2 separate regions of the Homo sapiens genome follow, and region 1 is linked to region 2. A link is an interaction called in ENCODE POLR2A ChIA-PET data of the cell type or tissue named here. Cell type or tissue: PC-9. All regions are shown on one strand. Links, peaks and the distances in the headings refer to the core of each region. The heading gives the core; the rest is flanking DNA.

Region 1 (12,676 bases), core at 2,705-10,704, 59 kb after region 2:
CACCTGAAGTCAGGAGTTCGAGACCAGAGTGGACAACATGGTGAAACCCTGTCTCTACTAAAAATACAAAAATTAGCCTGGCATGGTGGTGCATGCCTGTGATCCCATCTACTCGGGAGGCTGAGACATGAGAATCACCTGAACCCGGGAGGCAGAGATTGCAGTGAGCCGAGAACACACCACTGCACTCCAGCCTGGGCAACAGAGTAAGACTCTGTCTCAAAAACAAACAAACAAACGAAACAAGTTTGGTCTCCTAATTTCATAAAACTCTGAGTACCCAAGAGTCACCCTTGAAGAGGAGAAAGGGATGGAAGGAGGACCCCTCCCCCATGTTGTACAATGAGCAGAGTCAGGGCAGAAACACAGAGTTCACTGAGATTAGAGACATGTGAAGAGCCGCCTTCACAGGCTCTCACCTCTCCCTGATTGTATGTACGTGGGCTTTTTGCTTCTTTGCTTTTTGCTCAAGCTGTTGACTCTGAAATTTCTTCTCTCCATTATTTTCACCTGCAAAATCCATTCTGAGGAATGCTGTTTCTTCTTAACAAGTTCCTGCACATTACTTAAAACTCTCAGATATGTACTCCACCAGGAACCTTTCCCTGAGATTCCATCCACACCCTGCACTCAGTTGTTTACCTGCTCCTCTGAGTGGTCATTATACCTTGACATTCCATTCTTTCAGCTGAAGGGCTCTAAAACCTCGCACCATTTGGCCACCCTCTGTCTCTGGTACATCTCTACTCTTCTTATTCCAGCCATATTGGTACAACCTGCCTCAGATACTCTTCCTCCTGCCTCTCTATAATTACCTGAAAAGCTCCTTCGTCCTGTAATACTCCCTCTGTTGTGTTCTCTACAGAAGCTTTCTCTGACCCCAGAAAGAGTTTATTGCCCTTCACCCTCTATCTTGAGACTTTGCAATTTTTTTTAACATACCTATCACAGCACTGAACACACTACTTTACATAGAAATGTTCTGTTTATACACCTATCATCTGAGCTAGACTGTGGGTTCCTTTACCACAGAGACCTTTCTTCTCACCACTCTTGAGCTTGGGACTTAATAGATACTCATTAAATGTTGAATAAATGAATTAATGAATATTATTGTTTGTCTACATGTGTGTTCCTCCTACTTTTTTATGAAGTCTTTGAGGCTAGGAATAATGGCTTACTTATATCTTATTCCTGATAGCTAACTTAGTGCCTGGTATATAGTAGGCACCCAATAAATATTTTCATTGGATATACATGGATGAATGAATAAAGTCTTTTGTTAGTATCTCCAACCTGATATATCCTTTCCCTCCTTTGAAACCTCAAGCGCCTGGTGTTTCTCCTGTGGTACTTTCTTTAGCTTGGACTTCTCTCATTGTCTAATCCCCGCCAGTTGATGGTCAGCTCTTTGAGGCGGGAGCTGGGCCTTACTTCCCTTGGTGTCCCCTGAGAGTCTGTCACAGCGTGGGGCATATAGCGGGTGCTCCAAGTTGAACTGTTCTGAGAAAAATGAAAGTATCTGTGATTCAGAGCCACCATTCCAGCAATGAGAGTCCCAACAGCTATACATATTGAATCTCTTAATAACACCACTTTGCTTCATGCACAATTAATGTTGCCAAACTCTGGGTGATACAGGCAGGCAAAGTTGAAAAGACCACATCATTATTATTATTATTATTTGAGACAGAGTTTCACTCTTGTTGCTGAGGCTGGAGTGCAATGGCACAATTTCAGCTGCAACTTCTGCCTCCCATGTTCAAGTGATTCTTCTGCCTCAGCCTCCCGAGTAGCTGGGACCAAAGGCACATGCCACCACACCCAGCTAATTTTTTGTAGTTTTAGTAGAGACAAGGTTTCACCATGTTGGCCAGGCTGGTCTTGAACACCTAACCTCGGGTGATCCACCCACCTTGGCCTCCCAAAGTGCTAAGATTACAGACATGAACCACCGTGCCCAGCCATGAAAAGACCACATTATTTCATATTTGTTTTAGCTGTAATGCTCTGTACTCGTTGGTGCTCAGTCAATATAATTTTCAAATAAATAAGGACATGAGGCCATCTAAGTATGGATGAGCCCCAGAGTCCAAAAGCATAGCAGAAAGATGAAAATCACATCAGCCCCTGAGGAGAAATGAGAAAGTAGCCCCGTGCATTCCCCTTCAGGGTAGTGGCTTTAAAAGAATTGAAAAACTTGTTTTTCTCCATAAAAGTCTTGAGTGCAAACATGTAGTTGAAAACTATACACTTTGAACTTCAAAACGTTAAGGTTCCTGTAATCTGGCCATAGCTAAATAGAGAAGAGCAATCCTCAAGATTAGAATCTCTCAGTTGTGGGGAATTCTCATGTTGGCTTTTTGCCTGGGCAGTCATTCACTCTACTCCCTTCCTCTTTTTCCTCTTTCCTTCCTTTTTGTTTTTCTTTTATTCTGCCTATCTTTATTGAGTGTTAACTCTAAGCTAGGAACTCACTCTTCTAATTGCTTTATACTCATAATGTCTCACGAACCTCATGACAACTCTGTGATGTGGGTATTAGTATCTTCACATAAGGTATGACAAAACTGAGGCTCAGATTTAAGAACTTGCCTAGGGCCCCACAGCCAGTAAGTGCTGGGATCATATTTGAATCCAGGCTTCAAGTTCCAAAGTTTGTATCTTGTTACTTAATTCCTACATTATAAGTCCCCACTACACAGATCAGTGGTTCTTCTCTCACATACCTTACAGACAGCTGGGAAGACAGACAAGTGGGTCAGACGTTAGCAAAGAGTAACTCTGGAACACAGAGAAGGTCATCTATGTCGGGGGCTGGGGGCGGGGAGGAGGATAGGCCATGGCTTCCCAGGAAAAGGGTCACTCAAATTGAGATCTGAAGGGTAAATGGGGGTTTGGTCGATCCAGACAGGAGCATCATCTGGACAGAGGTACAGCAAGTACAAAAACCCTGGGGAGTGGGATGCAGCCCAAAACATTCAAGGAACTGTGTTTCTTTGAGTAAAAATCTTAGTCGTTCTGTTTTCAAATCATTATTATTTTTTTTATAGCTCACAGTGGCTGTCTGTGCTTTTGTCCAAAAGTGCTGAAGTGTAAGGGTAAGTGGTCATCGAAATGAATTAAGGTTTTCATGTCGGTTTCAAATGCTTTTGAGATGACCAGTGCACTCTGATATCCAAATAACATAGCAAAGTGGTCAATGCCACGTGCCCTGCTGTTCCACCAAACTCAGAGAGCTGGGAAAGGGTGCTAGGATCCTTTAGGGACACAAAAATCCAAAATCCAGAAGGCAAAGGAATTATCATTTATCACTTGCACAGGATATGTAAGTAAATCATTTTATTCTCGTGATATCAGTCATGAAATTTGAACTCAATTAAAAAAGAAATGATTCCAGGAGTCTCCTCAAACACTCAAATTATATTAAGATCTAAGGTAGTAGGTCCATGAGGATCCATTATACTATTCTCTGAATTTTTTTTTTTCTTTTTTTAGACGGAGTCTCGCTCTATCACCCAGGCTGGAGTGCAGTGGCGAGCTCTCCGATCACTGCAACCTCTGCCTCCTGGGTTCAAGTGATTCTCCTGCCTCAGCCTCCCAAGCAGCTGGGATTACAGGCGATCGTGACCACGCCTAGCTAATCTTTGTATTTTCAGTAGAGAGGGGGTTTCAGCATGTTGGCCAGGCTGGTCTTGAACTCCTGACCTCTGGTGATCCACCGCCTCGGGCTCCCAAAGTGCTGGGATTATTGGCCTAAGCCACCATGCCTGGCCGCTCCCTAATTGTGTATAAATTTTTCGTAATAGTTTTCTTTTTAATTTTTAATAGACTGTTTTGGGCTGGGAGTGGTGGCTCATGCCTGTAATCCCAGCACTTTGGGAGGCTGAAGCGGGCAGATCAGCTGAGGTCAAGACCAGCCTGGCCAACATGGTGAAACCCCATCTCTACTAAAAAAATACAAAAATTATCCAGGCTTGGTGGCACCCACCTGTAATCCCAGCTACTCAGGAGGCTGAGGCAGGAGAATCATTTGAACCTGGGAGGCGGAGGTTGCATTGGGCCGAGATTACGTCACTGCACTCCAGCCTGGGAAACAAGAGTGAAACTCCACCTCAAAAAAAAAAAAAAAAGACATTTTTAGGGAAGTTTTAGGTTCACAGCAAAATTGAGCAGAAAGTACAGTGAGTTCCAATATGCTCCCTGGCCCTACACATGCACAGCCTCCTCCACTAGCAACATCTAGTATTGCAGTAGTTTTGTAAACAATATAATCTTTCAATCAGATACAGATTACAGGTGCTCTATTTATTTAATGAACGTACAGTGAGAATCTCGTCATTTGCCTGGCATTTTGCTAGATTTTAGGGCTACATCAGTGAGCAAAACAAACATGATCCCTGCCCATAATGTTGTTTATAGTCTGGAGGAGAGAGAGCCATTAAAAGACAATTTCACGTGGCTCACGCCTGTAATCCCAACACTTTGGAAGGCCGAGGTGGGCAGATCACGAGGTCAGGAGATGGAGACCATCCTAGAGAACACGGTGAAACCCTGTCTCTACTAAAAATACAAAGAAATTAGCTGGGCTTGGTAGCAGGCACCTGTAGTCCCCGCTACTTGGGAGGCTGAGGCAGGAGAATGGCATGAACCCAGGAGGCGGAGCTTGCAGTGAGCCAAGATCGTGCCACTGCACTCCAGCCTGGGCAACAGAACGAGACTCCTTCTCAAAAAAAAAAAAAAAAAAGATAATTTCACAAAAAAACTAGTTATAAACTATGATGAGGGAAAGCAAAAGATGCTCAAAGGTGTATGATAGGATTACTGCCTTAGTATAGGTGGTCAGGAGAGGCTTTGCCAAAGAAAATCAGCAGGTAAACTGGGATCTGAAAGATAAATAGGAATTAACTAGGCAAAGATGGCAGGGGAAAGTGTTTTAGGCAAATGCAATAGCACATGCAAAGACGTAAGGCGAGAAGGAGCCTGACATATTTTAGGATCAAAGTTGAGCAGAAAATGACAGAGAGATGAGGCTGGAGAGCCAAGCGGCAGCCAGAACAATTGGGTGCTACAGGCTATGTCCAAGTGTTGTCTTTGTTTTTACCCAGAGTGATAGGAAATAGCGATGGGTCTTATGCAGAAAGTGACACAAATCGATTTTGTTTTAAAACAATGGCCCCCCAGAAATGATGGTATTATAATACAGTGGTAATAGTAGGAAGGCAGAAAAATGGGGCGATGCCAAAATAGTTTATGAGGTAGAAGCAACAAGACTTGGCATTTGCTCCTCTTCATAAACACAGGAGAGTGTTGGGTTTCTAGGCTTGCAAAATTGAATAGATTGTGGTGTATGTACTGGGATAGGAGCAAGGGCGATGGGAGGATAAGGAATTTGCGAGGGCTTTATAGCTATTTTTTTTTTTCTATTTCAAATAATAACCACTCTGTGCTAGGCACCATGGTAGGTAATTCACATTCAGTATCATAGACGCCCTCTTATCTGATGCAATAGGAACTGGCGGCAGGTTGATTCCCATACAACCATGGCTCAACAGGCTTTAAAAAATTCCATTTACTGCCCTCTGTTATAATTTCTAGTGCACATTGTTTATTACCTAGGTACCACCCATTGGCATATGGATTTATGAAGCTCAAAGTATTGTTTCCAAGTCCTATGCCACTTCTTTTTTCATGTGACTCACTAGGTAACTCCTATACCATTTTTCCTCTCTCTGAACTATACCTACTCCATGGTAACAGGTTTAACAGGTTTATCTAGGCATCTTTCCCCTCCCATTTCATGGTCAGTTAAAGTCCTCTTTATCAGGTCTGGTGATCACTGGACAAGCATGTTCTCAAACTCTTCATGGTAGAAGTTCATCTTCTTTGATCCATTATCCCAAATCCTCCATCCCATTACAGTTCCATTTTTCTCTGGCCTTGCTTACCTTCCTAAGGCACTGCAGTAATTTGCCCACTGTTACAGAAATCAGTCCCCAAATTCTCACTTTCCATTTCAAAGCCCTTATCAGAATAGACTATTGCATTATTTCCATCTTTATTCTAGACTGCCTCTCTATGTCTCTGAGGCCCTTCTGTTATTGATTCTCCTTAGCAGCAACCAAGAGCATACAGGATGTTTTCATGTATGTTGTCCCATTTAATCCTTACAACTCTCTTTAGTCCCTTTCCTCATGCCTGGCATATAATAGTCATCTAAATATTTGTTGAATTAATGAATGAACTGGGCCAGGTGCAATGTATTCTCAGCACTTTGGGAGGCCAAGGCAGGGGAGGATTGTTTGAACTCAGGCATTTGAGAACAGCCTGGGCAACATAGCTAGACCTGATGTCTACTAAGCATTTTTTGAAAGTTAGCCAGGCATGGTGGTGCACACCTATAGTGCCAGTTACTTGAGAGGCTGAGGAAGGAAGTGCACTTGAGCGTGGCGGGTCAAAGCTGTAGTGAGCTGTGATTGTGCCACTGCACTCCAGCCTGGATGACAGAGTGAGACCCTGTCTCAAAAAAACAAAAAAACCAAACCAAAACAAAACAAAACAAAAAACAACTCTGTGTTGCTGGAAAAGCAAAGAATTTTTTGTTTGAAGAGAGATCAGGCTCTAATTTCCATTTTAATAGTTTTAACATTTGTTTTCATAAATAACAGCCCATCTATAAACCGTTAATACTAATTTTTAACTATTTATTTATCATAGTATAGTTGATTCTGTATGAATGACTGTACTATTAAGTATGAACTTCATACTCCTAAGTGAATTATTGTTTAAATTACAGGCAAGACTATACACTACTAGACAGTAACAATTTAAAATTAAAAAATAAAATAGTTGGCCAGGCGTGGTGGCTCACGCCTGTAATCCCAGCACTTTGGGAGGCTGAGGCAGGTGGTTCACGAGGTCAGGAGTTCGAGACCAGCCTAGCCAAGATGATGAGACCCCATCTCTACTGAAAATACAAAAATTACCTAGGCCCAGTGGCGGGCGCCTGTAATCCCAGCCACTCGGGAGGCTGAGGCAGGAGAATCGCTTGAATCTGGGAGGCGGAGGTTGCAGTGAGCCGAGATCGCGCCACTGCATTTTAGCCTGGGTGACAGAGCAAGGCTCCATCTCAAAAAAATAAAATAAAAATAAAAAATAAAATATAATTTATTTCATGGTATCGCCAAAACACACATTTAGAATTTTAACTTTGACTGTACATTGAACATAGCTAGATGACTATTTTTATAATACTTTAATGCCTCTTCCAGGGTTGCATCAGACAGCATGTTTTTGCCTAGATAGTGCCATATTATTGTTTTGTGCATCTGGTTAGTACTTTATATTTACAAAATGCATGCCAATCATATTATTAGTATTTCAACAAAGCCCTACTGTGAGTTAGCTCAGCATTCCTGAAGACAAGCATAAAAAGAAGTATGCAGTTATCAAGAGGATGCTGACAGGGTTCAAGTGAAATATCGATGAACAATAATTCACTTTATTCAAAACAGAAGTTTCTCTAGATACATTTCAGCAGAACTGTCAAAACCTCTTTCTGTATCATTTGAATTTCCAGCCTTAGAAATGAACCCTAATTTTCAAAGAAATAAATGATTATTTTATTGGATCTTACTTTCAATGTTACGGCTTATGTTACTACTTAAAACTTACACACACAAAGGTCTAAGTTTATGAAGGCAATGTTTAAATCATTATTTCACATATGATAACTCACTTGCATTCTTAGCCAGAGAAACTTTTTGAAAGTCAGATTAAAGTAAAAATTAGATGATCTTGTGGGAGAGAATCAGAATCATTCAACTTAATGGATTTGGGAGGGCCGCAAATTGCCTGGAATTTGCCAGCTTAAAGATGAAATTTTAGTTAATTAGCCCAAAACACTTACCTATCATTACCTACATACAGACCAGCATAGTCCAAGAACCTGATCTAACTCAAGAGACGGCCCCAGTCCATAAAGGACTCAAAGAAAGAGAGGAGCAAACACAAATGAATGAAGTGAAATTATTTGTATCAGTTAGGGATTGTATTTGGCTGCCCAAACTTCCCCACACCTCAATCTTGGACTTCCATGAACTGTGAGTCGTTTATGCCACTCAGTCTGTGGTATTTTATTACAGCAGCCCTAACAAACCGATACACCCTGTTGATTTGCTTTGACAGGCCACTCCACATGTGGCCTCAGTTTCATGATTCAAGGTGGAGGCTCTACCTCCAGCCTCTCATCCTTGTTTCAGACAAAAAGAAGCAGAAACACGCTAAGAAGGAAGGGGACGACAACACAGACATCAGAAAAACAAGACTTTCTGGTGACTTCCCAGCAGACTTTCTCGTAGCTTCAGTGGCAAACCTGAGTCACAGAGTCTTCCACCCCACTCCCACTCCTGCCCAGCACTGTGGGAAATGGGGAGTAATGTTTCTTTTTTAAAAAATAAAAACTAGGCATATTGCCATCCCAAACAAAACTAAAGCTCTGCTAACAATGAAGAAAGGACAAATAAATATTAGGTAGGCAACCAGCAATGTCTACCATACTAGTTGTTTGAAATGTGAAGATAAAGACACATGAATGCATTGGTGCAAGAAAGAACATGTGGATTGGTGATTAGACCAATTAGAGGAAGAAGAGCTGGGCTAGAAGCAAAGGACCCAGACCCCACAATCCTGGCTTCAGGTTCTGCTTCTTCTATTTTCTTGCAGGTTGATTTGAGAAATACGCTTCACGTTTTTCAGCTGCTGTTTACTGTCCTGGAAAATAAGGATCATAAGGCTTTTCCTGTGTCCTCTCTCAAGGTTGTTATAAAATTTCAAAGTCGATAAAAATACAAAATTAGTTGGGCAGGGTGGCACATGCCTGTAATCCCAGCTACTTGGGAGGCTGAGGCAGAAGAATCACTTGAACCGAGGAGGCAGAGGTTGCAGTGAGCCAAGATCGCGCCACTGCACTTGAGCCTGGGTGACAGAGCACGACTCTGTCTCAAAAAAAAAAAATAGATTTCAAAGTCGAATAACGTATATAAAGTGCCTTGTATAATTGTGATGCAAGCATAAGCTGCAGGTGGAGTATATTTTAAATGTTCCCAAGTGTGCACAAGGAGCTACATTCAAGAATGTTAATTCCAGCATTATCTTTAATAGCCAAAGTTTGGTTTAAAAAAAAAAAAACCAAATGTCCATCAACAGAACAATAGATACATTTTTGTTAATTCATGTAGTGTGGCATAGCTTACAACACTTAAAATAAGTAAAATTTGACAAAGCTAGGTGGTAGGTACTAAGGTATTTGTTATGCTACTCTGTTTTTTTTTCTGTATGATTGAAACAGTTCCTAATTTTATAAATTAGCCAAAAAGAAAAAAAAAAAGCTTTGGGCAGTGTTTCTCAATATTTGGTCCACAAACCACCTGCATCAAAATCACTCCAGATAAATGCAGATTGCTGGACCCCTGCTAGGCCTAGGACCAGAGAAACTCTAGTCTGTATTTCAAACAAAACTACCAGGTGATTCCTAGAGGACAATTGAGGCAGGGATTGGGAGGAGAAAAGAGTTTCGTAGAAAATGATAAAACCTGGGGCTGAGGGAAGAACTCAGGTAGAGGCTGGGGGAGTGCTGAAATGTCATACCCCTCAGAGGCTAGGGTGGAACGCTTGAGCTGGCTCTGCTGGACAGAGACATGGAGGGGAGTTCATTAGTGAGCAGCATCTATTAGTTAGGATTAAACTGTGAGACATGGAGAACCCCAAATATCAGCGGTTTAAGTGGAAAAGCCTCGTATTTCCCTCTCGTGTGAAAGAAGTCTGGAGAAGCCAGGTGTGCTCCACACTACTGCTCTGCTTGCCTCACCCGCCTCTTGGCCTTAGATGACTGTTGAGCTTCAGTCACCATGACCCCATTGCAACCAACAGGAAGGAAGAAAAGGAGAGAAAAATGGCCTATTCCCTCCCTTTAAGGAAACTTTCCAAAAGTATCACAAACTCTTTCTGCTTATATCTAGAGTGTAGTCACATGGCCATTCCTAGCTGGACGGAAGACGAGGACACTTTGTGTTTTATTCCGGATGGCCAAGTGCCTACCTAAAAATGGGGGTAGAGGAGGCTTTATCACCATTGAGAAAGAGACAGAATCAGGAGAAGGTTAGTGGCTTCTGTCACACAAGTCCAGACGGTTAAGAGCCTATGACAGTCTCTTTGAAAAGATCCAGTAAAAGGCTGTGAAGATTACAGGATCTGAGAGATGCTGGTCAGGTGATTTCTGGTGTAGCAGTTAAGCTAGATGCTCGCTTCTCAAGTGTAATTCATTGGCCAGCAGCATGGACATCACCTGGAAGCTGGCTAGAACTGCAAAATCAGGCTCAACCCCAGCCCTGCTAAATCAGAAGCTGGATTTTAACAAGATCCCAAGTATGGGGCTAGAAGATCTCAGAAAAGAGAAAAGTTAGAAACTGGGGAGATTGGTAGCACAGACTAGAGACGTGGGAGTCTTGTAGGTAAAGTGATGGTTGGGCTTCTGTGTGCCAGTTGGCTCCTTAAGGAAGTGAATGTGAGACAGGAAAATAGGGAGTTAGGGTAACCAAGGGTTAAGATATTTGTTATGTTACAAATGGCAAAAGAACAGCAGGTGCAGCCAGTTCTAGGCAAGATTAGGCAGCATACAGGCCACATCCTCACTCTTGCGATAACAAGATAGAAGTTTCCACTTTAGCCTCGGATTGACCACAGGCCAAGTCTCCACTTCAGCCTCTGATTGGCCACAGGCCAGGTCTTCATAGGGTGTAACCAGTTGGAGGCCTCTAAAGGGTACCTAGGGGTGTTACCAAATTCTTTTAGTTTAATAAAAACTCTAAAGAACATGGCAACCCTGCCGTGCTTGGTGGCTCATGCCTGTAATCCCAGCTCCTTGGGAGGCTGAGGTGGGCGGATCACTTGAGGCCAGGAGTTGGAGACCAGCCTGGCCAACATGGTGAAACCCCATCTCTACCAACAACAACAACAATAAAAAAACAGAAATTAGCCTGGTGTGGTGGTGCACACCTGTGATCCCAGCTACTCGAGAGGCTGAGGCAGGAGAATCACTTAAACTGGGAGGCGGATGTTGCAGTGAGCTGAGATCACACCACTGCACTCCATCCTGGATGACAGAGTGAGACTCCATCTCAAGTAGAAGAACATTGTAGTTGGGGCTCTAGAGCCGCTTGCTGGAGCCTGCTCCCACTCTGTGGAGTATGAACTTTCACTTCAATAAATCTGCACTTTCATTGTTTCTGTCTTCTCTCATTGCTTCATTCTTTTGTTGCTTTGTGCATTTTGTTCAATTCTTTGTTCAATGTGCCAAGAACCTAGACAACTCACAGTCAAGACTTTCCATCCTGTAACAAATGCAGAGGTGGCCAGAAAGCTGAGTGCTTCAACTCAGGGATGAGAGTGGAAGAAATTGCCAGAAAATAATTAGGAACAAGCGAAAGAAAAGCACTTGGAAAGAAAGCAGTCTTGAAAACAAACTTTAAAAGAGTATCAGTGAAATACAGATCCAATTACCCTGCCCTGTGGACCAGGCAGTCCTTAATCCTCACAACAACCTTGAGTGGTAGGATCTATGATTCCCATTTCACGTGATGAAACCGAGCTTCAGAGATGATGGCTTGCCAAGATCACACACTAAATACTGACATAGCTCACTATAACATCTTGTAGAGATCTGACTAGTTTACAAAGCATGATTAAATGCATTATCTAATTTAAGCCTCACAATTACTTTGTAAAGTAAACAGAAAGTGGCTGTTAATTTTGCAAGTAAAGAATTCCAGGACTTTTGATTCTCAGTCCAGTGTTGTTTTGTTTTTCTCTCATTTTTCTTCCCTTATTTCTTGACACATTGATGATAATGAAGAATAGATGTGAGTACAGGATTCCTCAAACCTGAATTTAACTGTGTTTGTGAGGGTCCAGCTCAGGGACAGACATTCAGTAAACCCTCCAATGATAACTGATATTGTTGTTTTTCTTATAATTACAACTATTGGCTTTGTTCAATAAAGCAATATTTATAAAAGTAATTTATTAGAATGAGAAGTACAGAAACCAAAAATGGAGGGGAAATTTGAATGAAGATACGATGTCAGAAATGAGGGAAGGAACTCTAAATAATACTTCGGAGCCTGAACTTTGGAGTTAGACAAGTTGAGTTCACATGCCAGCCCTGCTGCTTATCAGAATGGGGAGTTTGGGCAAAGTGGCTAACAGCCCATCGCCTCCACTTCCTCATCTTCAAGGCTGCCACTTCACGAGATATTATTATGAAGATTGAAAGAGATAAAGTACATAAGATGCTAGCCCAATGCTCAGAATAAATATTTAATAATTACAGCTATTATTAAATCCTGGTTATGGATGGAAGAGTGGACTTGGTAAAAGTCCAAGCCGCAGCAGGTTTGAGAATAAAATAACCTACATTGACTGCTTTGAGTGTTTATCAGTTTGTAGACTTCATTTATATCAACTTTAAAAAGGATAATCTCTCTTCCTCAGGCCCACTGTTTTTACACTCTGATTATAATTAACTTGCCTCTTAATGACACTGCATTCATGACTGATGTTTCCCAGTTGTAGGTTTTTTAATTCCTATATTTCTCATAAACGTATTTGGTAACTGAAT
Region 2 (11,134 bases), core at 667-8,666:
CTTCATGTGAGCTAGAGAGAATCTGTGATTGAGGCTCTAGAACCCCTGGTAAACATGCCATCAAGCAAGGGCACCTTCCCCGGAGGTTCAACCTAGAGTATAAGATTGTCAGCACTGGTAAAGAGCCTTGAACTCTAAACCCATAGATAGGCTCAAGTCAGGAACTCAGGGAGCCTATAAACACCTGGATACAATTTTGCCACCTTAACACTTTTATTCCCTTTACTTGCGCCAAACTGAGTTATCCAATCTCCAGGCTCTTGTCCAGTTCTAGTTCATACAGTATCGGCAGCCTTCTCCAGAACGTCCTTTCACCAGCCAGCTCTTGAGACAGTCATATGTCATGTGTGCAAGACACTTCTATTTCTGCAGCCCGGCGAGGGCCAGCTAACTCGGTTAGTGACAATTTAATCAAAGTTCCAGGGCAAGCACAGAGACACAGAGTCTAAGTCTTGCCCTCCAAAACTTACAAGCAAACTCCTTCTTTAGAATAACCAAAACAAACCCTCTCGCTGGCTGCCTCACTAAATTAAGAGAAGAAAGGGGAATAAGATCACAAGTTTAAATCCACTTACTTGTGATTCTGAAAAACAAAAACTTAAGGGTGTTTTTCTTTAAATATTGACTACATGAACTCTATTATATGAGGTCTGAGAGGATCCTACAAAAGGATCTGTATTATTCCAATATTATCAAGATTCTGAGTGTTCCTTATAGAAAAAACTACTGTTATTAAGATTTTCACAAATCAAACATTCTGTGTGCCAAAGAACAAAGTGGGAAAAATGGAACAAAAGTGGGAATAATTCCCAAAAATGGAATTATTGGGTTTCATTTTTGGTAGCCTCCTTCTGTCAACTGTAGTTTTGAAAAATTCACACAATCCAATCCCCCAAGCAACAACGCGCTAAGTGTTTACATCAGGTGAGAGCTGGTGTTGGTCACATATGCTATGAACTAGAATTGGACAATGTCCCAAAACGGAGTGCCATCTGGGGTCAGAGTGCCATGCCCTTCTCTGCAGACTCCAGGGACATATCCACTCTGCTTAATGGAAGCCACTGGAACCAAGTGTCAGACAGCCCTCTATTTGCTCCACAGAGAAGAAAGCCATGCTCTGATCATGTGAAATGTGACTGGAATTGTAAACTGAAAAATGGCACTAATTCCACTAAATTTGCAAATCCTGCAACAAGACTGACAACTTAATAAACAATACTTGACCAAAGGCTTTCTTTCTCGTGAACTCAAGGTTTTCACTATAATTAACACAATCATTAAAGTAAAAAAAAAATAAAAATAAAAACCCTGCCTTGATTCACAGTTAATTTTAAGCAGCCAACATCAACATCGGGTTTCAGGCTTTTGCATAAAGAAACAGCCTTTAGGAAACCCTCAACATTCAGGATTTTGTTCTGATTCAAACTTACAAAGAACAATTTTTAGTTGAGAGAAACAAAAAATTCCAGTTGAAAGACGCCTTAAGATTCAAATTGGACCAACAGACAGGAGAAATAAATGAGGCCAGTCCAATATTTAACATTTCAGTGTCCATTTTAAGCTGAAAGGAACAGACATCTACAGACACAATTTCTTCTTTCTCTCCTATAAAGGGCACTGTAATAGTTATCCTAAATTCTGGTATAGTATGAAGAAGCCTGGATTAAAGAGGCAAGAGACTAAGATTTTAATTTGCAGTTAATGGCAGCTGGAGAATAAATTTAGCACGCCATTCTACCACTGTGGGTAATGGAACAGAAAACAAGTCCTTTTTTTTGTTTCTTGACACAGAGTTTCGCTCTGTCACCCAGGCTGGAGGGCAGTGGCACGATCTGGGCTCACTGCAACTTCAGCCTCCTGGGTTCAAGCAATTCTCCTGCCTCCACCTCCCAAAGTGCTGTGATTACAGGTGTGAGCCACCGTGCCCAGCCAGAAAATATGTCTTTTTGATGAAGAAGCTGAAGTGGATGACCTTCTGAGTCTAAGAAAACTGTTTGGGACTTGGGTATTCAGTAGCCATGGAATATACATCCCAAAGAGCAGAAGAAACCGTAACACTAGACCCCAACATCAAAAATATGTTGCTATTTTCTCCCACATTGCTGGTAGGGGTGCAAACTGGGACACTTTGGCAACTTACATTAAAATGCTATGAGAGAACAGGGGAAGCATTCCTTAAAAGTTCTAGGAAAGGTGTTATGGAGGAGGTAGCATGAGAAATTCAGCCAAGTGGGAAAAGCACAAACCTGGGAGTCAGAGAGACAAGAGTTTGAATCCCTGGCTCTGCCATTAGCCAAATATGGAACCATGAACAAGTTATTTAACTTCTCCTCGGCTCAGGTGCATCATCTGAAATATGGGGCTAATATAATAATAGGCAAGCTCAGTATTTCCCCAAATGTGGGAGAGTTACACAGGATGAATTTAAGTGATATTCAGAGGATTTTAGGAGATGAACAAGCACAGTATTAAACATTGAACCACATCATGAGAAAATATGGTTCTTTTCAGCACTTCTTCAGCCTATATATAACATTCTTAGTACATTAAGGAGTAAGCGGCCGGGTGCGGCGGCTCACACCTGTGATTCTAGCACTTTGGGAGGCCGAGGTGGGTGGATCACCTGAGGTCAGGAGTTGGAGACCAGCCTGGCCAACATGACGAACCCCATCTCTGCTAAAAATACAAAAATTAGCCGGGTGTGGTGGCATGCACCTGTAATCCCAGCTACTAGGGAGGCTGAGGCAGGAGAATCGCTTGAACCCAGGAGGAAGAGGTTGCAGTGAGCCGAGGTGGTGCCACTGCACTCCAGCCTGGGCAACAGAGCAAGACTCGTCTCAAAAAAAAAAAGGAGTAAGCTTTTGTTTAGTCTTCTTTTTGACACCTCTTTAATGCTTGCTAATTCCCTTTTCAACAAAGTAAGAGAAGTCTCATTGTCAGCTGGGGCCTTTGGGAACCAATAGTTTATCTTATACATAGACTGTGAGAAAAATAATTTGTCTTCATCCTAATTATTTTTAAAATTACCTTTCATTTATGATAACTCATATTGGTTTTCCAATTACAGGTCAAATATAAAGTTATTTTAAAATATATTGATGATTACAAAAATTTGAGTCAACTTGAGTGGGCTGAAATGCTACCTATCTCAGAGTTCCAGTGAAAATTAAATGAGATCATATATAAGAAGAACTAGCCCATGCTGTGTTCCATCACCCACGGTCTGGTTGATGGGTAAAATTTCAGTAGGTGAGGAATATGAGCAGAAGATCAAGTGTGAACCAAGGCAAATACATGAGATGGACATGAGATTCCAGAACAATGAGGAGCCAAACAATGCCAGGAAGGGGTTCTTAAAGTAGAAGATGAAAACCTGTAGAGAGAGACTCATTTAACAGGTACCAAACCATACTATATGTTAATCAGTCTGGTGAGAAAACCAGCTATAGTTCCTTCGAGCATGTGTCTTATAATCCAGGACAAAACTATCAAAGTGGGTCACAGTCTTATTTCAAAGAGCCTTGAATGCCAAGCAGAAAGAGATCATTAATGGTGGCAGATTCTTAAAAGTCTTTTGACCTCTGTCCAGCACCTAGTACTTTCCACAGTACATGGTGTTTAACAAACATTTGCTGAACAAATAAATTTGTTTAATAGCACTATAGGTGTATTAGTGCATTTAATTTTCAAATATAAATATGTATTGTTGTTGTTAATATCATATCTTCTTCTTCCTTCTCTCTCACAGTACCAGACAACAGCCTAACCCCAACTAAGGTAAACTCTGCCACCAAACATGCCTGGGAATGGAGAAGGGTCTGCAGGTCAGTGTAAGCTCATCAGTCTGGGCCTTCACTTTCTCCCTGCCTTTCCAAGGAAAGCTGCTGCTTGCATCAGTGTTGCCTTTATGTCAAAGTGTATCACCTAAATACCAGATCCAACAGATTTCAAGCCACCACCCTCCAAAGACTTGCTTCTTCAAGAAAACAAGCGTGGTTTGACTCTTGTGAAAAACAATTACTCCCAACCTGGCATCCTACAAGAATTTTGCAAAGCAAGGGTGAACAGGGATATGACAACCAAACATCTTCCTAGCAGCTCCTTCCCCCTCCCTGCTCCTGGCCAGAAACCTCTTCTTCCTTTTACTCCTTCTTCTTTCCACTTCTAATTTGTTATGATCTCTCAAACAACAAATTTGGTACAGTGCTTTAGAAAGCTTTGTGTCTTACCGACCTACCCCCAGTGAGGGTCTTCTGAGATACTTCAAACTATCCTCATGAGGTATAGTCCAATTCTCCTCCTAGGATGGGTACTAGCATGCTATTCTTGAAGGATGAATGAGCCTGAAGAGTTGGTTATGGTTTCCTTTCATCACCTATTGGCTTAACAGGAGTCCATTATAAGAAGTAAAACTTAGGCCGGGCACTGTGGCTCACATCTGTAATCCCAGCACTCTGGGAAGCCAAGGTGGGCAGATCACAAGGTCAGGAGTTAAAGACCAGCCTAGCCACCATAGTAAAACCCCGTCTCTATTAAAAAAATACAAAAATTAGCCGGACATGGTGGCATACGCCTGTAGTCCCAGCTACTCAGGAGGTTGAGGCAGGAGAACTGCTTGAATCTGGGAGGCGGAAGTTGCAGTGAGCCGAGATTGCGCCACTGCACTCCAGCCTGGGCAACATAACGAGACTCCATCTCAAAAAAAAAAGCAAAACCTACACCCAAAATGATGTCCGAGATGGAGAGTCCAATTTTATTTTAGAGAGATTTTCCAAATGGTGAGTCAGAAGCAAGAACAGTATCTCACTAAATCATGTTTACTCAACTGAAACTTATTGAATTAAACCAACTCCTCCTTCCTTTGCATTTCAGATGAGAACCCCTTCTGGTTCTATGATTCAAATCTTCATTCACTCAAAGCAGGTAAATAGGAAATTTCAACAGCTTCCTCTCCTCCCTCTCATTCCTTTCTTCTGTCATCGATCTGATCAGGAATGCTCTGAGGCATTCCCTGGTTATTTTTTCTTTACCTCTCAAAATCCACATGGTATGTTACACTAATGCCCAGCATGTTCCTCAGATCTCTAGATGGCTCTAATTAAAGGACCACCCCTTCTTCTGAATACAGACCTGGGGTTAGAGGACATAAGAGCTTGAAGGGCTCTTTAAAAGTCAAGTAGTATCATTTTACAGACCAACAACCTAAAAAACAGAAAAGTAAAATGACTTGTCCAAGGTCACATGGCTTAATGGATTTGTGGGCATTCATGAACACCCTGTAATTACACATAAAATTTGGATTATATGAGCCCATGTGTATTTTTTCTGAAGAGAAAATCCGTATCTTTCTTCAAAGAAGTCAACAATCTCTTCCCCAAAATATAGTAACCACTGACAATTATATGCATATTTGAAAAAAAGTTTAACTAAAATTTAATGTTCCAAGTCTGAATAGTAATATGAATTGGTGATCTAGAATAAGAGTGGAACCTAATTTAATAACTGTCATTGTTATCATCTTTTTTTCTTTTCATGTCTGGGATATCAATGCAAGTAACATGGGATAAAGACAATTTGATGTGGAAGTAAACTATAAAGCAAGATTTTTGTTTTGTTTTGTTTTGTTTTTTTGAGATGGAGTCTCGCTCTGTGCAGTGGCACCATCTCGGCTCACTGCAATCTCTGCCTCCTGGGTTCAAGCGATTCTTCTGCCTAAGCCTCCTGAGTAGCTGGGATTACAGGCTTGCACCACCACGCCCAGCTAATTTTTGTATTTTTAGTAGAGACGGGGTTTCACCATGCTGGTCAGGCTGGTCTCGAACTCCTGACCTCATGATCCGCCCACCTTGGCCTCCCAAAGTGCTGGAATTATAGGCAGAAGCCATCGCGCCCGGCCTAAAGCAAGCTTTTAAAATCACTGAAAACACTCGTATGAATAAATTTCACTATAGGCCAAGCATTATATTATACGGTTCACATTATACACAAACACAAATACCTATTTTACAGATGATGAAACTGAGGCAAAGAGTGATCAGCAACTTGCCTAATGTCAGATATCCATTAGTAATAACCAGAATTCCAATCTACATTAATTTGACTCTGATATCCATGTTCTTTTTCACCAATATTTGCATCTATACTCCAAGATGTCCTAATACTAATATTCTATTTACTTATTTAGAAGAACTAAATCAACTCTCTAAGGTAGCTTCAAGGAAGTCTTTCATAAATGGTTCAACTACTAAAAAGTTCTTCCTGGGAAATATCATAAACTAAATACCAGCTATCACAAAATATCTGGACTTTAAGACTAACCAGATAAAATGTTTTGACTTCCAAATGCTTCTTGGAAGTTGGATTTGGCAGAGAAAACACCGGGGAATTTTAAACAAACACCCCCCAAGAAAAGACTTTATAGAAGAATAGATCCAATGCATATGAAGTTACTGTTTTTTAAAAAAGTGTTTAAATCTCTAAATTACTTAGTGAGTCATGTCACTCTTATTAACAAAAATAAATTAATATACAACTCAAAGTACTTGAATATGGAATGCCACAGACTAGAGCATTTTCTTAAATCACAGCTGCCTCAGAAACGGAAATGAAACTGAGCGAAACTGAAATGTTTGTTCTACAAAAAGTAACCTGGCCTAAATAACTTAAGTATGCACTAAAATTTCTCAGTCTAACATAAACCTAGCCTTAACTACAGTTGTTTCTCATATAACTCTATTTCTAATGCTTTTCTGTGATTACCCTGTTATCTTAAGTAGTCTTTTAGAAGACAGGAAGCAAACATGAGCTTCCCATTCTCCTTGTTGGACTTATTCAAGTCAGCATTTATTAAATTTTTTCCATATTAAGTGGGATGAATTAAGGCCAGGGGAGAATGAATCAAAGACCTTCCTCTAGAGAAGCATACACTCAAGAGGAAGACAAATAAATGTTAACTGTAATTAAAAAACAGAATTAAATACATGATACAAAGAGTGCTGTAATCCAAGTCTAATGGAAGTAAAGAGAAGGGGATCTTACTTTCAACTTAGTGATGGGAAGGAGTGGATCCAGAAGAGCTTCATGAGGAGGGAAGCATTTAAATCGGGTCTTAAAGGAGGTTTGCAAAAGCTAAAGGGTTTTGTACCAACTTTGTTTTCAACATGGGAAAGACAGGATTTCAAACTTTATTTTGTTTTAGGAACCAAATCCAGTGCTCCTCCATTGTTGGAATAAATGCTCTTTGCCTGAATGCTATTTGTGGTCTTCGTAGAATGGAGAGTAACTGAAGGCCCCACCGGAAATCAATTTTATGTAAGCTTTTCATTCTCTGGCCTCAAGTATTTCTAAAATGTACCTTTCTATGCAGGCTACTTATTCAGGCAACTATTTTCAGGTGAAGATACTCAAATGAAAATAGAGAATCCCTTTTGGCCTTTTGCTAATATTTCATTTGTCAAAACTTTGATAGTCTGACAAAGTCTTTACCATGAGATTGGTAAACTCACGGAAGCCAAACTGTCTGGGATGCGACTTCAGCTCCACTACTTACGAACTCCATAATAATGTACCTAGCCTGCCTATACCTCAGTTTCCCATCTATAAAGACAATAAAAGCACCTATTTCACTCATGAGAATGAACTGAGTTATTACACGGAAAACTTAAAAACATATCCAACATACCATAAATCAACAGTAAATGTAACTATTTTTACCAAGAGGTGTCTTCAAAGAGTTTATTTCTAATTCATTACACCAATTAATAAGAAAGGCACTTTCTCATCCTATTTCACTTTTACAAGGCAGACATTTTTTTTCAAGACGGAGTCTCACTCTGTCGCCCAGGTTGGAGTAAAGTGGCACGATCTCGACTCAGTGCAACCTCCGCCTCCCAGGTTCAAGCAATTCTTCTACTTCAGCCTCCCAATCCCAGTAGCTGGGATTACAAGCACCCACCACCACGCCCAGCTAATTTTTGTATTGTTAGTAGAGACGGGGTTTCACCATATTTGCCAGGCTGGTCTTGAACTCCTGACCTCAAGTGATCCTCCTGCTTTGGCCTCCCAAAGTGCTGGGAATACAACAATGAGCCAGTGCACCCAGCCAACAAGGCAGACTTTGAAACTGTGTTTATCTTCCAAAAATACGTATATCTTAAGAAAAAACTAAATTTGATTTCTAAACAGTAACAGCAGTAACAGAGAAATAGCTTATTTCAAAAGGTCCACAACTTCATCAAGGACAGGACAAGCAAGAATCATATTGTATTATAACAAATTTTTACAATTCACCAAAGTTAGGTTTTACAACTAAACTAACAGTTCACTTCTCTTTTTCCTTTGTTTCTTAGGCCCTTACAGCCTAATACTCTATCATTCCATTTTCTATAGATCACATAGGAAAACATTTTGAGATCACACAGCTATTCGCAAACATCTGACTGAAGCAATAGTATAGTTTTCATTATGAACCAAGTAAAAAATTGAGTTGAGTAAATTTTATTCTATTCTTTCCAGGATGTTGCAATCCCTACGCAACCAAGGTTTCAAGTTAAAGAGAATTTGGCTGACCCACTCACAGCAACAAGGAAAATATGATACAGGCTGTAGATTCTGATAAGGATTATAGCAGATGAATGTAGAGAATGTGGTGATCATCCTTGAAAAGCTCCCTGGTTGCAGCAGCTGAAATGTTAGTGCTGGAGTTAAAGAACTCTGGCTGGGTTCAAGTCTTAGCTCTGCCTCTTGCAAGGTATATAGCCAGAGAAAAATTAGCTTCTCATTTACTTAATCTTGTAAACTAGGGACAATAAATGGTTTTGTTGTGAAAATTCAATTAGCATTTGATGACCTGCACAGTGGCTTATGCCTGTAATCCCAGCACTTTGGGAGGCTGATGTGGGAGGATCACTTGAGCCCAGGAGTTCAAGACCAGTCTGAGCAAGATAGTGAGACCTTGTCTTTACAAAAAATTGTAAAAATTTAGCCAGGAGCAGTGGTGCGTGCCTGTGGCCCCAGCTCCTTAAGAGGCTGATGTATGAGGATCACGTGAGCGCAGGAGGCTGAGGTTGCAGTGAGCCTTGTCTGTGCAGCTGCACTCCACCCTGTGCAACAGAGCAAGACCCTATCTCAAAATAAATACAATGAATAAACACGTGAAAAACATTTCAAACAGTACTTGCCACACAGTGCTATATAAGTGTCTATTCAACACTGCAATAACTTTGGCCATTCATGGTTGTATCCACATGCAGATACGAAGATGGTTGCATTTTTTGGAGTAGGCCTTCTCTCAGCATAAACAAAACAAGTGTTCAGAATGATCTTTTAACATTTGATGCTAGAGTAAATGACCATAACAACTACTATAATGGTATTATTTATTTAATATCTGGATACTTAAAAAAATGTATTTGAGGCCAGGTGTGGTGGCTCATGCCTGTAATCCCAGCACTTTGGGAGGCTGAGGCTGGCAGATCACTTGAGGTCAGGAGCTTGAGACCAGCCTGGCCAACATGGTGAAACCCTGTCCCTACTAAAAACACAAAAACTAGCCGGGTGTGGTGGCACGCACCTGTAATCCCAGCTACTCAGGAGGTTGAGGCAGGAGAATCACCTGAACCTGAGAGGCGGAAGTTGCAGTGAGCCAAGATCATTCTACTGCGCTCCAGCCTAGGCAAAAGAGCAAGACTCCATCTCAGAAAAAAAAAAAAAAGAAAAAGTATTTGGTTTTAAAAGTATTTTAGAAATGCAAAAACCACATGCATTTTGATATTTTCTAGACATCTAGATATCTTCATAATTAGAAGAGTCTATCTAAGGTAATGTTCACTTATTCTAGCAGCTAAAAATGAAAACAGTGAAGACCTTAATTTGTAGCCACTACATATATAGCTTAAGTATCCCGGCTTACGGGAGAGAAGATCCCTTTAAAAAAAAAATTTAAATGGAAAAATATCCCAACCAACTCCTCTCCAAAAAGGTAAGTACTACAGAAGATAATAAAAAGCTAAGTCACTGAACTTCTTCAGTTTCATTCATTTTTTTATGTTTACAATGGGACTTCCTTGAGCAGAAGGAACCAATCCTTGAAAACAATCAATTCCTGATCACTCTTTTCCAATCCTGCACTAATGCACTGTCTCACACAAACCGAAAATATGTTCTAAGTCAAAATGTGTCCAGGGGTCGGGCGCGGTGCCTCACGCCTGTAATCCCAGCACTTTGGGAGGCCGAGGCGGGTGGATCAAGAGGTCAGGAAATCGAGACCATCCTGGCCAACATGGTGAAACTCTGTCTCTACTGAAAATGCAAAAACTAGCCAGGCATGGTGGCGTGCGCCTATAGTCCCAGCTACTCAGGAGGCTGAGGCAGGAGAATCTCTTGAACCCAGGAGGTGGAGGTTGCAGTGAGCCATATCGTGCCACTGCACTCCAGCCTGGGAAACAGAGCGAGACTGCATCTCAAAAAAAAAAAAAATGTGCCCAGGGTCCATTATAGGCCTGCACTCGTAGAAATACGAGGGTTGAGATTTCAAATGCTCATCTGCAGGGGAGACAACATATCACACGTGTCCAGGTTACAGTCAGATATGTCATTCTGGAACACTATGCGGGTGCTCAAATACAGACTCCTAAATTGCTCTGACAACAGTAGCAATTCTAGTCCCTTAAATGGCTTGTAGTCATCGTGAAGGCTGAAGACCCACTTCCCCGGTCCTTCTGATTGTAAACCAATGTTTTCCTAAAATTCCCTAGCATTAATTATTTTAATGGTTTGTGGAATTATTTAATGGTTTGTGGAAGCACTTGGGAAACAGGCTGACAATGGAAACTTTGTATTTGAAAAATATTGTAATATCTGTAGAGGTTCTACTCAGGAATACTTTCCATGCTTCCATACTTTCTCTGATTTAGGAGAAAGTTTCTCAAGAGAATGATACTCTCAACAGAAACGGAAAGTTTCTCAACAGAAAGCCTCCATTATTTTTGTGGTAGGTATGAGAAGAATAGGTTGAAATAAAAGGGGAGATGAAAACTTAAGGACTTTAAGTTTTGTTTGAAAAGAAGATCATAATTTAAGTCTGGGTTCTAAACTACGGCCGTTAAAAAAAAAAGAAAAAAAAATCAAGAAAATT

What was found. Peaks named below come from ENCODE experiments on the same cell type or tissue, not always from the same donor. Only the 100,000 strongest peaks of a DNase experiment are listed, where the experiment ranks them.
Region 1: POLR2A ChIA-PET joins it to region 2 with 9 read pairs; 20 of 35 experiments call an interaction of 5 or more read pairs at or near these places.

Annotation. Positions count from the first base shown.
Region 1 is chr9:104,972,059-104,984,734 of GRCh38, forward strand. CT70 (cancer/testis associated transcript 70) reads right to left here. Exons shown (of 4, transcript NR_184160.1): 4 at 1,263-1,498. Among named protein-coding and RNA genes, the nearest start is that of CT70, 13 kb to the right of the region's middle. In PC-9, for the core only: no CTCF peak of the experiment used is centred there; DNase peaks (open chromatin) are centred at 4,333 and 5,713; H3K27ac peaks cover 1,885 bases.
Region 2 is chr9:104,914,914-104,926,047 of GRCh38, forward strand. The region is part of intron 1 of ABCA1 (ATP binding cassette subfamily A member 1); the gene reads right to left. It overlaps LOC124902239 (a long non-coding RNA gene), which reads left to right and starts at 2,788. Exons shown (of 3, transcript XR_007061706.1): 1 at 2,788-3,824; 2 at 4,873-4,923; 3 at 7,199-7,629. RefSeq lists a silencer at 9,115-9,164. In PC-9, for the core only: no CTCF peak of the experiment used is centred there; no DNase peak of the experiment used is centred there; H3K4me3 peaks cover 272 bases; H3K27ac peaks cover 422 bases.